Linked DNA regions of Homo sapiens: regions 2 and 3 are each linked to region 1. Evidence: chromatin contacts called from ENCODE Hi-C or POLR2A ChIA-PET data. All regions are on one chromosome and are shown on one strand. The core of a region is the stretch at or near the end of the contact, and the rest is flanking DNA. Distances in the headings are between cores, read along the strand shown. Region 1 overlaps RB1 (RB transcriptional corepressor 1). Region 2 has its middle 96 kb from the start of CYSLTR2. Region 3 overlaps LOC107984559 (a long non-coding RNA gene).

What was found. Hi-C counts contacts between places; a loop is a spot of excess contacts on that map. ChIA-PET counts read pairs that join two places held with the same protein, here RNA polymerase II (POLR2A). Pooled maps may share reads with other maps.
Region 2: a pooled map shows a loop between it and region 1 (5-fold over the local background). The contact joins two enhancer-like sites. A Hi-C loop is called at or near these places in 3 of 37 single-sample maps with no recorded cell type and 10 of 50 pooled maps.
Region 3: a loop to region 1 is called in a pooled map, with 5 times the contacts of the local background. The contact joins two enhancer-like sites. A Hi-C loop is called at or near these places in 6 of 50 pooled maps. POLR2A ChIA-PET finds 5 or more read pairs at or near these places in 4 of 52 experiments (OCI-LY7, activated CD4-positive, alpha-beta T cell, activated naive CD4-positive, alpha-beta T cell and 1 more).

Annotation. Positions count from the first base shown.
Region 1 is chr13:48,400,645-48,405,292 of GRCh38, reverse strand. All of the region lies in intron 17 of RB1 (RB transcriptional corepressor 1), which reads right to left. It also overlaps a transcript of LPAR6 not described here. Among named protein-coding and RNA genes, the nearest start is that of LPAR6, 10 kb to the left of the region's middle. Within about 2 kb of position 1,997, at least 5 of the 41 ENCODE cell types and tissues checked have a DNase peak (open chromatin) inside an H3K27ac peak, as active enhancers do.
Region 2 is chr13:48,747,792-48,752,281 of GRCh38, reverse strand. No RefSeq gene overlaps it. Among named protein-coding and RNA genes, the nearest start is that of CYSLTR2, 96 kb to the right of the region's middle. RefSeq lists an enhancer at 1,709-2,908. Within about 2 kb of position 2,946, at least 18 of the 41 ENCODE cell types and tissues checked have a DNase peak (open chromatin) inside an H3K27ac peak, as active enhancers do.
Region 3 is chr13:48,889,829-48,894,440 of GRCh38, reverse strand. All of the region lies in intron 2 of LOC107984559 (a long non-coding RNA gene), which reads right to left. Among named protein-coding and RNA genes, the nearest start is that of FNDC3A, 84 kb to the left of the region's middle. Within about 2 kb of position 2,665, at least 7 of the 41 ENCODE cell types and tissues checked have a DNase peak (open chromatin) inside an H3K27ac peak, as active enhancers do.

The sequences.
Region 1 (4,648 bases), core at 748-3,247:
CTGTATTTGTTAAATTCCCACCATTTAGATGAGGTTATACAATTGTTAAAAGAAACCATTTTGTTGTTGAAGGCATTCTTTATGAAACTATCTGATTTCTCATGTGGAACAAACATTTTCTGGGCTTGTTGCATCGTAGGATTTTTTGCATTTTTCTCTCTGCTCTGGTGTGACAGTTTTTTTATTAGGTCTTATGATTTCCCTTTTGTGGATTCTTTTTTCATTTTTTTAAAGCATATTCCCTAGTAATTTCATTTCAAAAGGGCAGTCAAAAGATAAACATTCTGAGTCCTTGCATTTCCAAATTTCATTTTGCTGTCATATTTGACAAATTTTAGGTTATAAAATATCCAGTATTCCTAATGAGAACTTCTGTGCTGATCTGGATCTCATTCCCCTAAAATAGCTTACTTTTTCTCTCTGGAAGCTTTTATAATTTTCTCATTATCTTTAGAATTCTGAATTTTTTGCTGGGTGGGGTGGCTCACACCTATAATTCCAGCACTTTGGGAGGCCGAGGCAGGCGGATCACGATGTCAGGAGTTTAAGATCAGGCTAACCAACATGGTGAAAACCCGTCTCTACTAAAAATACAAAAATTATCTGGGCGCGTTGTCTCGTGCCTGTAATCCCAGCTACTCAGGAGGCTAAGGCAGGAGAATCGTTTGAACCTAGGAGGCAGCGGTTGCAGTGAGCGGAGATCACACCATTGCACTCCAGCCTGGGCGACAGAGCGAGACTGTCATTAAAAAAAAACAAAAAGTATCCACATTCATTCATCATGCTTGGCACTATGGGCCCTTTCCATCTGAAGCCCCCTGGTTTTCATTAGTTTTGGAATTTTTTTTTTCTGTTCTTTTTTATTATTTTCTCTCCTCCATTTCCTCTGGTCTTTCTTATGGTAATGAATAAATATTGAACTGAGGTACCTGAAAATACCAAAGTAAGGAACTACATAACCTACCAGTACAATACTTTGTTGTATTTTCCTCCTAGGAAGAACTGCCTTTCCTATTTCTTTTTCTTTAGGTCTGTTACAGAAGTCTCGGTTTACTTCAATTTCTGTTCTGCTTCTCTCTTTGGCACCATCAGGAAACCCTAGCCCCGTGTCTGTAAGTGTACACAAAATTTGAAGGTGGGCGCGGGCTTGTATCTGTACAGTTTATGCACTGCACAACAGCATGGGGCTTCAGCCTAAACTCTGCATACCAAGCTTAGGGTTGCTGTGTCCGGACGGCATCTTTTTATAATCCATTAGTAAAGAGGAAGGTGCTTTTTTTTCGTTTTTCTTTGAGACAGTGTCTCATTCTGTCACCCAGACTGGAATGCAGTAGTGCAGTCACGGCTCCCTGCAGCCTCAACTTCCCAGGCTCAAGCAATCCTCCCTCCTCAGCCTCCCAAGTAGCTGGGACTACAGAGGTGCATTTTTTTTATTCTCATAGGCTGGCATGGCCTTAGATGGGGGACTGGTCCAGGTGTTTCATGTTCTTAAAATGTTGCTCACAAAGTGTAGTACCCAGACCAGCAGCATCAGTATCACCTGGAAACATATCAGAAATACAAATTCTTGGACCCTACACTGGAAACTTTGTGACTGGGCCCAGCAATCTGTAATATGTGTTTTAACAAGCCCTCCTGGTAATTTTGATGCATGCTCAAGTTTGAGGACCATTGCCAAACAGCACTTTAGAAAACCTTCCTGATTATTGCCCCACTCTCTGTATCTGCTACTTTGAGCTTGGGGGCTCTCTAAGACTCCCACTTCCACCAGTCCCCTTTCCTGGGGGTGTTGTGTGCTGTGGTTTTCTCTACTTTATTGTATCCACAATACACTCATCATTTATTTTTTATACTAAAAAAATGAATCAACTCCTCCACTTCCCTCCACAGTTTTTCTGCTTCACAGTCTGAGTACTGCTGGGTTTCACTCCCCTGTGATATGTGTCTTTTTTGTCACTTCTGTAGGGTTTGCGGGGAGAAAGGAGGTAGAAGTGTGTGTTCAGTCTGCTCTTCCGATACACTGAGTTCCATTATCTCATTATAAATGAGAAATAGTTTCATTTTTAAAAGCAATTGCACAATCCAAGTTACACAAAAAGTCATACTACTTAAGCCCTTTGACTGCTGCTAAAAAATAGTGTTTTTACATCAAAACACAGGAGATCTTTAAATTACTAACAACATAACCTTCAATTTAATTTTCTTTTAAAACTGATAATTTTCCAACTAATTTTACCAATTATTGTTAGCTCATATTTTAATAGGACATAAAACCTATGAATCATAGGTTTTATATATAAAAAAGGTAAAAAGGTTTTATATATAGTACTTTACGAACAGAAGCAATTTATTTAAATAAAAATGAATACTACTTAAGACTTAGCACTAAAAAATTATACCATTTGATTTATATGTCATATAGGTAATTTTTGCTAATGGCCAAAATTATTGGACAAAAATTACTATACTTTATGTTGTGGTCTCATAAGACTTCCTGAGATGACAAAGACTGAAACACACATGATTCAATATAATCTTAGCTACCTAAAACGAGGGGAAAAAATGGACCTGCATTTAAAGAAAAATAAAGCAAAGGACACATATAAATAGTTTCTGTAGGCCAAGAGTGGCAGCTCATGACTAATCCCAGCACTTTGGGAAGCCAAAGCAATAGGATCACTTGAGTCTAGGAGTTTGAGACCAGCCTGGGCAACAGCAAGACCCCGTCTCTACAAAGAATAAAAAAAATTAGCTGGGTGTGTTGGCTCACACCTGTAGTCACATCTACTAAGGAGGCTGAGGTGGGAGGATCACTTGAGCCCAAGAGTTCAAGGCTTCAGTGAGCTATGATTGTGTCATTGCACTCCAGCCTGGGAAAACAGAGTGAGACTCATCTGTTTAAAAAAAAAAAAAGGTTTTCTACAAGGGATTTCTTTACCACTCTCCATCCCTTCCCCAGGCCATTTGTTCTTCATTGGAACTGAAATGTGCAAACGTTTATTTTCAGAAGACCCCGTTAAAATATGTGGGTTCAACTAAATCAGATGCCAATCTAAAAGTGTACACTATTAAAGGTGTCTGATATTCCTATGAAAAAGATAATGCAAAAAAATTATATTTTCAAGAACAGATAGTAAGTTCAGTATTGGATTAGTGTATCCTATGTTCATTTTTGTTTATGACTCATGTAAAAGACAAGTAATTTCACTTCTCCACCTTTTTCATCTTAATGTTTAAAAGAAAAAAACTAAATGATAAAACCTAATATAAAAACTATCATTACTTAATATGTAAATTTAAAAACTTTTAGACAATTAAATTATCTTAAAATAAGAAAAGGGCATAATGATAAAATGACCAGACTTAAAAGATAGCAAGACAGATTTATGTTAGTCTTTGAAGAATTCTTAAGGAATATAATCAAAATCTTAAAGATAAATTTGTTGTTATATTTAGTGGAGATAAGAACCACTGAAACTTAGCAAAGTAAGAAAAGGCTTTTTTGAAAAGGCTAAGAAACAAATCCAGCTGTTTCCTATTCTACGTTTCCTTATCATGTTCTAAATCTAGCACTTACAGGAAGACACCAAAAATACCTTTGATATTTGGCCATTTCTGAGAAAAGCTGAAAATATGAAGACCCAATTAAGTAAATTAGTAACAACACCAAGGACCACAAATGTGTATGTTGAAACAGACTGGGTCGTGACAGTTCAGAGTTTTTAAAACATGCTATAAATAGTTGGAAAAATGAAATGCCAAAAAGTTGTTCTATTTTATAATTAAAGGTAAGTAAGCTTAGATGATTGAAGCATAATTGCCTTAGAGTAGTTCTAAAATTTTAGTAAACTCAATAATTAATAACAGCCTTTTATTTTGCTGCAGAAATTCAGAAGCCACACTAATTAGGATCGATTTCTCCTATTTCTCTTCTTTGTTTCTTGCATATCCAGAATTCTAGAGCCCTTCCTCACAATTCCAGTTAAGATTTGACTGTAAGTTTACAAACTGAAAATTCTAAAACTAAATTCAAGTAATTATCTAACATCATGACTCTTTATAAAATTCTCTGAATAAGAGTATATGTGCTTCCATCCCACAGGTTAGGTACAGAGAGTATGTCCTAGCTATTCTTCTACCATTGCTACTTCCCTTCTTGTTTGTACTTGAATAGTGAACTAACACCACCCTCAGGGTAATTACTGACATGATTCATAACTAAAGCAACATAACAAATTCCAACTGTAATATAACAGTGAACACTGCCCATACTTAACAATGCTGGAGTCCCATGATGCCTTTTCCCCCTGAACTTTTTCCATTTTGAGAAGGTGATGGGGGAGGAGGGGTGCCTCAAGAGAAGAGAAAAATTCTCTGTACTTATAGTAAGCCAAGATAAACAGGTTAATACTGTGTAACTGAATCCTCGGTTCTCTGTTCTTATGAAATCACTGTATAGCAGAGGAAAAGGAATGAAGGGTACTAACAATTAATTGTTATGTTTCTAATTACTATTCTCATAAATGCTCATTTATTCCTCACAACAACTGAAAGTTATCCCTATTTTACATACAAGGAAACCTGAGATACAGAGACATAATTTGTTCAGAACCACACCAAAGCAAGTTACATGACATCTCTGGACCTC
Region 2 (4,490 bases), core at 1,697-4,196, 350 kb before region 1:
GGGACTTAAGACAGTGAATGCAAGCTCTAGCCTTGTAGCTGCACAGCTAAAGGAAAACAGCCCAAAAGTTCATTGTGAAAAAAAATAAAATGTGCTGTGGCCTGGTGTCCTCTTGGGAAGAACCCCTTGCTATTAGGTTGCTGCAAAAGTAATTGTGGGTTTTGCCATTAAAAGTAATGGCAAAACCACAATTAGAACCAGAGGAAGCACCAAGGCAGGGGCTGGAGGGACTGCTCCCCTGGTTCCTTGCTATAAACAGGGATCTTGAGTCAGGCACCCACAGGCTCTTGAGGAAACCCCACGGGTAATGTTTGAAGACTTCCTTTTATTTTCTATTTATTTATTTTTAAGAGACAGGGTCTCACTCTATTATCCAGGCTGGAGTGCAGTGCTGCAATCATGGCTCACTACAACCCCAAACTCCTGGGCTCAAGTGATCCTCCTGCCTTGGCCTCTCGAGCAACTAGAACTACAGGCCTGCCTAATTAAAAAAAAATTTCAGAGACCGTGTCTCGCTTTGTTGCCTAGGCTGGTCTCAAACTCCTGGCCTCAAGCGATCCTCCTGCCTCAGCCTCCCAAAGCACTGGGATCACGGGCAAGAGTCACCACGCCGGGCCAGGGCCGCAGACTTCCTTTTAATAGCCTCAGTAGTAGTGTGTCCCAGACTCTTGTCTAGCCTTGGAACATAGCTGCTCAGATTCTGACTCTAACTGGGAGTGCATAGAGCCTGCTCCTGCTTTTAAGCAGGAACTAATTTTATGGCCTAAGGTGTTGCACTGCGTAACCAGAGAGCAGACAGGGTATTTCAGAATCCATTCATTTGGTAAACATGAAATGGACCTCTCTTTCATTCCAGGCACTGGGCTGGACTGAGCAGCTAAAGGTGAACAAGAGTGAGTCCGGCCCTCAGGGAGCTCATAGTCTAGTGCTGAAGTCTGACAAATAGGTGAACAACAGTAAGAGAAGTGCTCCGTGCTGGCTTTTACAGAGTCCTCTGAGGGTGAAGAGAGCACATGGAACTCTGAGTGTGGCCGGTGTGGTTCTGCAAAGGAAGCAATGTCTGAGCTAAGTTTAAAAGGCATATCTGCCATGATAACACTGCCAAGAAGGCACGTGCCAGGCCTCAGAGTAAGAGAGAGTGTGGGGAACGCAGGGCCCTGCCCTTGAAAGAAGAAAGCTGGAGAAGAGAGATTCCCAAAGCTTTCAAGGCAAGGAGGACTGCATTTTATTAATAATAACCATGGGCTGAAGCCTGTTTAGGCTGGGAATTTCTATCTGTGGAGGCTTCTATCTTGGAATAGTGAAAGTCTTGGCTGGTACTCAGCCATGGAGGGCCCAGGGACGAATGCCTGTTTGATGGTGCTGTTTATCCTTTGGTCTCTTCTTGGTTCAGTGGAACCTCTCAGCTTCAGGAATGTTCAGCTCAACCCAGAAAGCTGCTTTTCTGCAGCTCTTTAGCTCACCAAGCGTCCAGTTGGGAGGAGTGAAGGCAAAAAGGAAGGAACATACCAGAGCACTCAGGAGTCCTGCCAAGCTCCTCGGATGTCCTTGTGATCGCTCCAATGTCAGACTGCTGAGGTCTGAATCCTGTCTCTGGATTCTAGCTATGTGCCTTTAGACAAATCATTTAATCTCTCTGAGCCTCAGTTTCCCTAGTTGTCAAGTGGGAATATTAATAATTCCTACCTCATGGGCTGATTTTAAGGACTAAATGAGATAAAGCCCGTAAGGTAGATAGCACAGTGCATATCAGGTACTTAATACATGTTAATTAACATTATTGTTATTAGTATGCCCATGTTTCTGATGCCTTTTTGAAAATCCATGTCCTTTCCATGCCTTTTCACTCTATCATCTGCATATTAGCACCAGATAGAGTCCATCAAGCTTTACTCTCTGCAGTTTGTATTATGAAAATAGGAGGTGTATTGAATGTTTCTTTTTTTATGCTCCCCTGTAGAGTCTGACACCGGTCTTACCCCCCGTGCAACCCACACAGGCAGTGATTGAGAAACCCGGTGGGGCAGTGAAGGCTTTTAAGCAGGAGAGACACACGACTAGATGAGGCTGCTCACAATATCACTTAATTATCTTGGGATCAAATTTATTACAAGCACCTAAAATGGTTTAGAAGCTTTTGTCTTCATTTGTCAACAGCCCTAATTCTTTTATTTCTGGGGAGATTACTCTTGGGCTTACTGGGTCTATTGTACTCCTCTGGGCATGGGGATGTGATATTTTACACGTTGTTGAATTAAGCCCTTGTCATTTCTGGGCTAACACTCCCCAGATGAGTCAGATGTTCGCTTCTCAGCGGTGTGGCCTCTGGTAGCGGCTCTGCCTTCAAAGGTCAGTTCGCTCTTTTCTCTGAGGGCCCCCGGCTCGGCTGCCACCTAATGGTGAGTTTTGTGATGAGTAAGAAATGACTCTTAAGAAACAGTTCGAATGCGCCCTTGGACATGAGACCCTCTGATGCTGTGAGTCATTCTGGATGACAGCGTGAGAGATATTACTCATCGTTGTGAAAGATGATTGTCTTAAGTGCTTCTGCTGGATGGGAATCTGCCTTTGAAAAACAATTCCATTTTATTTTCATCAAATCTAATAATTTTTTCTCTTCAAAATGGACTCTAGCAGAAGAACCTGGCATCGGGGGAGGAGAGGTGTATTGCTAATAGTCGCCCAGCCTTTGGAATGTGCTAAGGTCTATTTTAAGCACTTAGAATATCTCACTTAATCCTTATTTAAATCCTGAGGTAGGTAGTGCAATCATAACAAAATTAGTAAGTATTATCATTGTTGTGGTTGTTATTTTACGAATGAGAGAATTCAGCTTTGGGCTGGTCTAACAACACTTAGCTACTAAGTGGCAGAACTAGAATTGTAGCCCAGGCCTGTCTGACATCAGTAACTGTTCTTGAGCACACTGCTCCTGAATGATGCACGAGTCTGCACACCCGCTAGGTTCCAGCATGAGCTCATCCCACAAGGCATTTGTTGAGGCCCAGAATTGGGCACTGGTTATCAGCCATGACCTAGACACAGTCCCTTTCCTCCGGAGTGTACAGTCTAGTAGGAGAGAAAATAAAAGTAAACAAGCAATTGCAATAGAGCTTGATAAATCCTATAGTGAAGTGAACAGGAGGTGCTGAGGGACCACATATGTATAAATGGCCTACCCTGTAACCTTGAGGCAGGCAGACAGACTTCCCAAGGAAGGTCACCAAGGTAATTCCTATGGGATGAATGGGAATCAGGCAGGTCCAAGGAAGGAGGGGGTTAGAGCAGAGGGCAGGACATGTCCCACAGAACAAGCAGCAGGTGTGAGGGGCCAGAGGTCCCAGATGGGTGCTGAGTTCTGGGAAAACACTCTCATGACTGAATGGTGTCATGAAGGGACCATGGAGTTGACTCATTTGGCTGCTGACTTTTGCCCTCTATCCCTGGCAGGGCGCTGGCTATCCCATTTTGAAAAAAACACTGCTTTGCAGAGAAAAGGCTCTGAGAAGGAGGAGAGAAGACAGATTTTTTTTTTTATCATCCTTTCTGTGGCCTGAAACGGGCATATGACAGCTGTCCTGGGCCCTGGGGGGAAGCCTGGGTATGCAATCTGTTTTAGCTCCAGGCTCAGCCCTGCCTGGCCTGGTGAACTGGCCAGGGTGGCATGGTCAGGACATCGCAGCACCACATGTTAGATCCTGGTGCAATCTCAAAGCTAAAATTTCAGAGGATACATTGCATTTTCCTATTAAACATAACAGCAGAGAAGAAGGAAACCACTGTAATGGAACAGACTGAAGAGAAGGCTACCAGTTGTGTGCTTGCTAGTACCTTCCACAGGCGGTATGAAGGAATTAGGGGCTCTTCTCTAACCTCTATGACCTTGGGAGGGCCTCCTTTCCCTTTGCTTCTCTGAGACATTGCCCCTCTAATGGTCTTCAGTACAACTCTGTTAGTTGGGTGCTTAATGGGCAAAGCCATTTTACCAAAGGAGTAAACCATGAAGAAGGTAACTCACAGGGATGCAGCATATTTTTGTTAACTGGACTTGGCTTCATACCATGATTGGTCTATGGCCTGATCATTTTTGTTTCTTCTGTTCATTACCAGCCTAACAGGGTCACTTCACCTGGGCCCTTGGAGACACTTTGGACATTCTTGTTAGACTTTTCAGACCTAACCCTTTGGTTCAGGTTGAAATGATTGTTCCAGAGCTTCCTGAATCTCAGCCTGTTGTTTCTTCAGTATTCTGTTGTGCCTCTTAATCAAGTCTCCACTCCCAGGCTCTTTCTCTCCTCAGAAAAATTCTCCCTCAGTGATTGCATGCCTTTCTTTAGGTCTTTGTGACAAGTTAATACCACGGGAGTCTTCTAGTCTTGATGGCAGTGATGAGGACCATCTTGCAAGTCTAATACATGGGACATTGTTGTGGCACTTGCTATGGAAAGTGGAAGGACTTAGCACCAATTTTTCTATTCCCTGCCTGATGT
Region 3 (4,612 bases), core at 1,416-3,915, 490 kb before region 1:
AATAATAAGTAATTTTTTTGAGTAATTAGTAGGTACCAAGTACTTTACATGTATCATCTTGTCAATTCTCATAACACCCCTATGAAATAAGTATATTGTTATTGTCTGTATTTCGCGAATAAGGAGACTAAGGTTTAAAGAGCTAAAAGTAGCTCGCTCAATATCTTTGTGGTAGTCATTTTCCAAGATAGCTGCCAGTGATTTTCACATTCTGGTGTCAGTGCCTTGAGTAGTCCCCTTTCACATTAAATCTGGGGTGGACAGTGTGACCAGTAGAACATGGCAGAGTTGATGGGATATAAATTGCAAGGTGAAGCCATAAAGGCATTGGAGCTGCTTTGCTTTCCTGGGTCACTGTGGGGTAAGCCAGTTGCCATGTCATCAGAACATTCAAGCAACCAGTGGAGAGGTCCATGTGAAAGGAAATTAATCTCCCTGCCCATAACCTCCACCAACTTGTCATGTGAGTAAGCTGCCTTAAATGTAGATCTTCCAACCCCAGTCTAATTTTCAGATGACTGTAGCCCTAGCCAATATCTGACTGCAACCTCATGAGAAACCTTGTGTCCAAGACCACCCAGCCAAGCTGCTCCCCAAATCTGACCTACAGAAACTGTGGAAGACAAAAAAAATGATTATTGCTGTCATAAGCCAGAAAGTTTTGGGGGTGATTTGCTATACAGAATAAGGTAACTGGTTCAGCCTTGCAGACAGTTAAATGGCAGAACCAACATATTTAACCCCAAATGTCATTCTAGAACCTATTCTCTTAACCATGAATGCTCTGTTTGCTTACACACTCATTTTTAACACAAAGTTAAAAGTTATTCAAGCATCTCACAAACTCCATGTCACAGATAAGAAAACTGAGGCATGAAGAGGTTAAAAACATAATTGGTGATGACCAAGTGTGGTGGCTCACTCCTGTAATCCCAGCATTTTGGGAGGCTGAGGCAGATGGATCACCTGAGGTCAGGAGTTTGAGACCAGCCTGGCCAACATGGTGAAACTCCATCTCTACTAAAACTACAAAAATCAGCCAGGTGTGGGGGCAGGTGCCTGTAGTCCCAGCTACTTGGGAAGCTGAGGCAGGAGAATCGCTTGAACCTGGGGAGGCGGAGGTTGCAGTGAGCCAAGATTGCACCACTGCACTCTAGCCTGGGCAACAGAGAGAGACTCCATCTCAAAAAAAAAAAAAAAAAAAAAAAGAAAGAAAGAAAAAAAAATTAATTGGTGGCCGGGTGGCCTAATTCCAAGACCTATTCTCTTAGTCACTATGCTACGTTGATGTCATTATCAGAATTATCCTTCAATAATATTAAACTGGAGATGGAATGCCAAGAATAGAATGAAAAGGAAAGAGCCTAGAGGTGTGCACTTTCACTGGGAGGCTTTTGCAATTATTGAGGAAAACAGTTATTTGAAAGAAACAAGGCCTCTGTCGTGGAGAGTAACTACTGAAATATTTCTCAAAATATCCTTGATACCACTATCAGCTACTGAAGATTTGGATGAGCAGGCTCTTGGTGTGACACAATACGATATTTCTTGTATTGCAACAACCTCTTCTCATTGGTCAATCTTCCAGAAGAAACTTAACCATGGTCATTGCCCAACCCATTCTCCCAAATGATGAGAGTTGAACCAATTGAAGATTGCTTTCAGCATTCGCTATTATGTTTAGTCTCTGTTTTCCTGTAGCACCCTAATAATTGTCTTTATATTAAAATATACATGACTGTTTTTGAAAGAGGAAAGATAATGGACCAAGATTTTCTGTCTTTGAAGTAAGCTAACGAATCAGTATAATTGGAACGAGAAATCCTGGCACAGGAAGAGAGAACTGATTGTGCTCTGTCCTTGGTAGAATTTTGAGTCATTCATGCAGTATAGTGTCTGGAGAGTTCTAGTGAGTCATGCATTGCTAACTATGGAAGAAAAATGTATTTTCTAAAGTTGTCTGTTATTACTCATGTCTTTCAGTCAGGATCAGCAGATGCTGGTATCCTATTGACTGGTGATCTAATAGAAAGTTTCTCATAGACAGGTCTGACACAATTTCCCTCTAACTCTGATAAATTTGGCACAAGTCCTTTTATTTGCTTGCAAGATGTTTGCATTAACATTGTGACTTATTTTTGGCTTGGTGTTAGAAGGAGTGTTTAGTAACAAAATGGAGCATTTGGATTTTGTGGCAGCCAGGAGGAATGCTCTTATTTTATAATGAAACAACTGAACAAATGTTCCTTACAGTGATTCATTCCTCATGTGGGAAAAATTTCATTTTATATATACTCTTTCTCTCTCTATTGGACACATAAAGCTGTTTTACCTTCAATATTTAGGCAGAATTTTCAGTGAGCAATTTGGGAACAATATCTGTAAATTACAAAGATAGGCACCTCTGCAAAAGTAACCATAGGATTGAATGTCAGGAACCACTTGGGTTCTATTCCTAACTGGGCCAGAGTTTGCATATGACCTTGAGCTATTCACTTAATCTTTTTTAAACTTAGGTTTTCTGTCTGAAATGGGCAGAAAATTGCCTACCTATTTAGCTAAGGCAGAAACAATTTCCTGATAGGGAGATGACTCAGCGGCCCAGGGCAGCTGTGTAGCCTTTTGTCCTGGGCATCTTCAGGGAGACAGAGACAGCCAGAAGACTGGAGACCAGACCACGCAAATGAATCCTGACATTCAGGAAGCATAAAGAGGCCGAGTCATCATGGCCTGCTATTTGTCAGGCACTGTGCTAAGACCTGAGAGATGATGGCCAACCAGACACAACCAGGGTCTCTGTCCTCATGAAGTTTACTGCCTAGTTTGCTTTTTACATGTTTGAGGTTATTCAGCAAGAGCTTCTATCATTTTATTATCTGGATCTGAGTCTTTTTTTAAGCACAAGATTATTCAGAATCACTGCCCAAAAAATACAACCCTAGGAGTCTTGTGGGAGAGGAGTTTGATATTTTATGAAGTATTGATAAGATGGGCATGAAAAGAAGTGCAATGTCTGATGGTGTTATTCCAAAGTTTGACTCACTAGTCTTAATGGGAGCAATAGGTTCATCTTGACATCAGGTAATGACACCATTACCTGAGATGAGAATGTGGAGAGAGCTTTTTAAATGTCTTGCATGGACTTTCACATCAGAGTTAATACCCCTCATCTCCACTGCCTGCAGTGAAGCTTCTTCTTATCAATCTAATGTAGTCCAACTTGGATGATGGGTGATTGGTCTTTAGCAGTTGAATGATGGGTTCTAAACGGGAGAACTGATCCTGATCTTCTGTGGTCAGGGGCGCACCCAATGATGGTGACATGGCATCCTTCGTCTTGCACCACGTTTTTGGTCTCAGCACAGAAGTGTTCTTCCCACAAAAGGAAGTTTAAAATGCCCCTCCTCTTGCCACTGTGAGTGTTGCTTTCCACTGAGGAATGCAGCCACAGGTGCCGAGATTAGGAAGGTGGGAAGAGAGCTGCACCATCACACAGTGGGTCCATCTGCTTCAGCTGATGTCAACTGTCTGGGAGTTCCTAAGTCCTCCAGCATTAGTGGCTCATCTGTTTCATTATAATTTTCAAATTAAAATGGTTCAAAATCCTCTTCTACTTATGATGGGTGTCCCAGAAGCCTTGAAATATCTCTCATGGTTTAGGGAGTTTATATTTCAAGTCATTTCTGAATCAAAACTTCTGCTTCATCTGAATTCTTTTTCACCTCTCTTCTTATTATCCCCTACATATGTTGTCCACCTCTTCCCCCTAGCATTACACCCTATTAGGAACTGCCCGATTCCTTCATCCTCTGAAGCCCCACTGATCTGAGTCGGTGGAGGGGGGTTACATCACAGCAAACAACTTAAAACAGATGTTGAGCGCTCCTGATCTTACAAGTTCTTTGGCCATTCCTGCTCAAGTAAATTTCTCACTGGCTCTGTCCTTCACAGACCTCTTTTTCACTATCTTATTGAACTCTCTTCTTATTCCTAAAGCTCAACTTCTCTCTCACTATATTACTGTAGGGAATTTGGTTCTTTTTTGCCTCTGTCTCAAAACTCAGCTCTGGACTTCATACCAGACAGCTGGTTTTTGGAAGGAAATATGACAAAGTATAGCATTTTAAAAAATGTTTTCAGGACAACCATATATTCAACGTTCTCTTTCCAATGACGTATAAAAATTTTACTATTTTTCTGCTATCATATAGAGTTTAAGTTCTTTGGAAGAATGGACAGAGATGAAATATGAGGAGGCACAAATGTTGGAGTAATGGTATGTTTCATGGCCCTTTCCATAGGCAGTTCAGTTCACAGCATGGCTGTTTATTTCCTTCTGGGCCAGCAATAGAGCATCTTTCTGCTGCTTCACCTTTTAAAGGGCTCACCAGATTAGGTAGGCCCACCCAGGTTAGTTTCCCTTTTGATTAACTCAAAGTCAACTGAATAGGAACCTGATCATGGGAGTGATATCTCATCATAGTCACTGGTCCTGCCCACATTCAAGAGGATGGAACTATGGCAGGGCCTATTTATTAGGAGGTGGGAATCTTGGAGGCCATCTTAGAATCCTGCCTACCATAAATGATGACTGTCTTTCATCTTTCAGAAC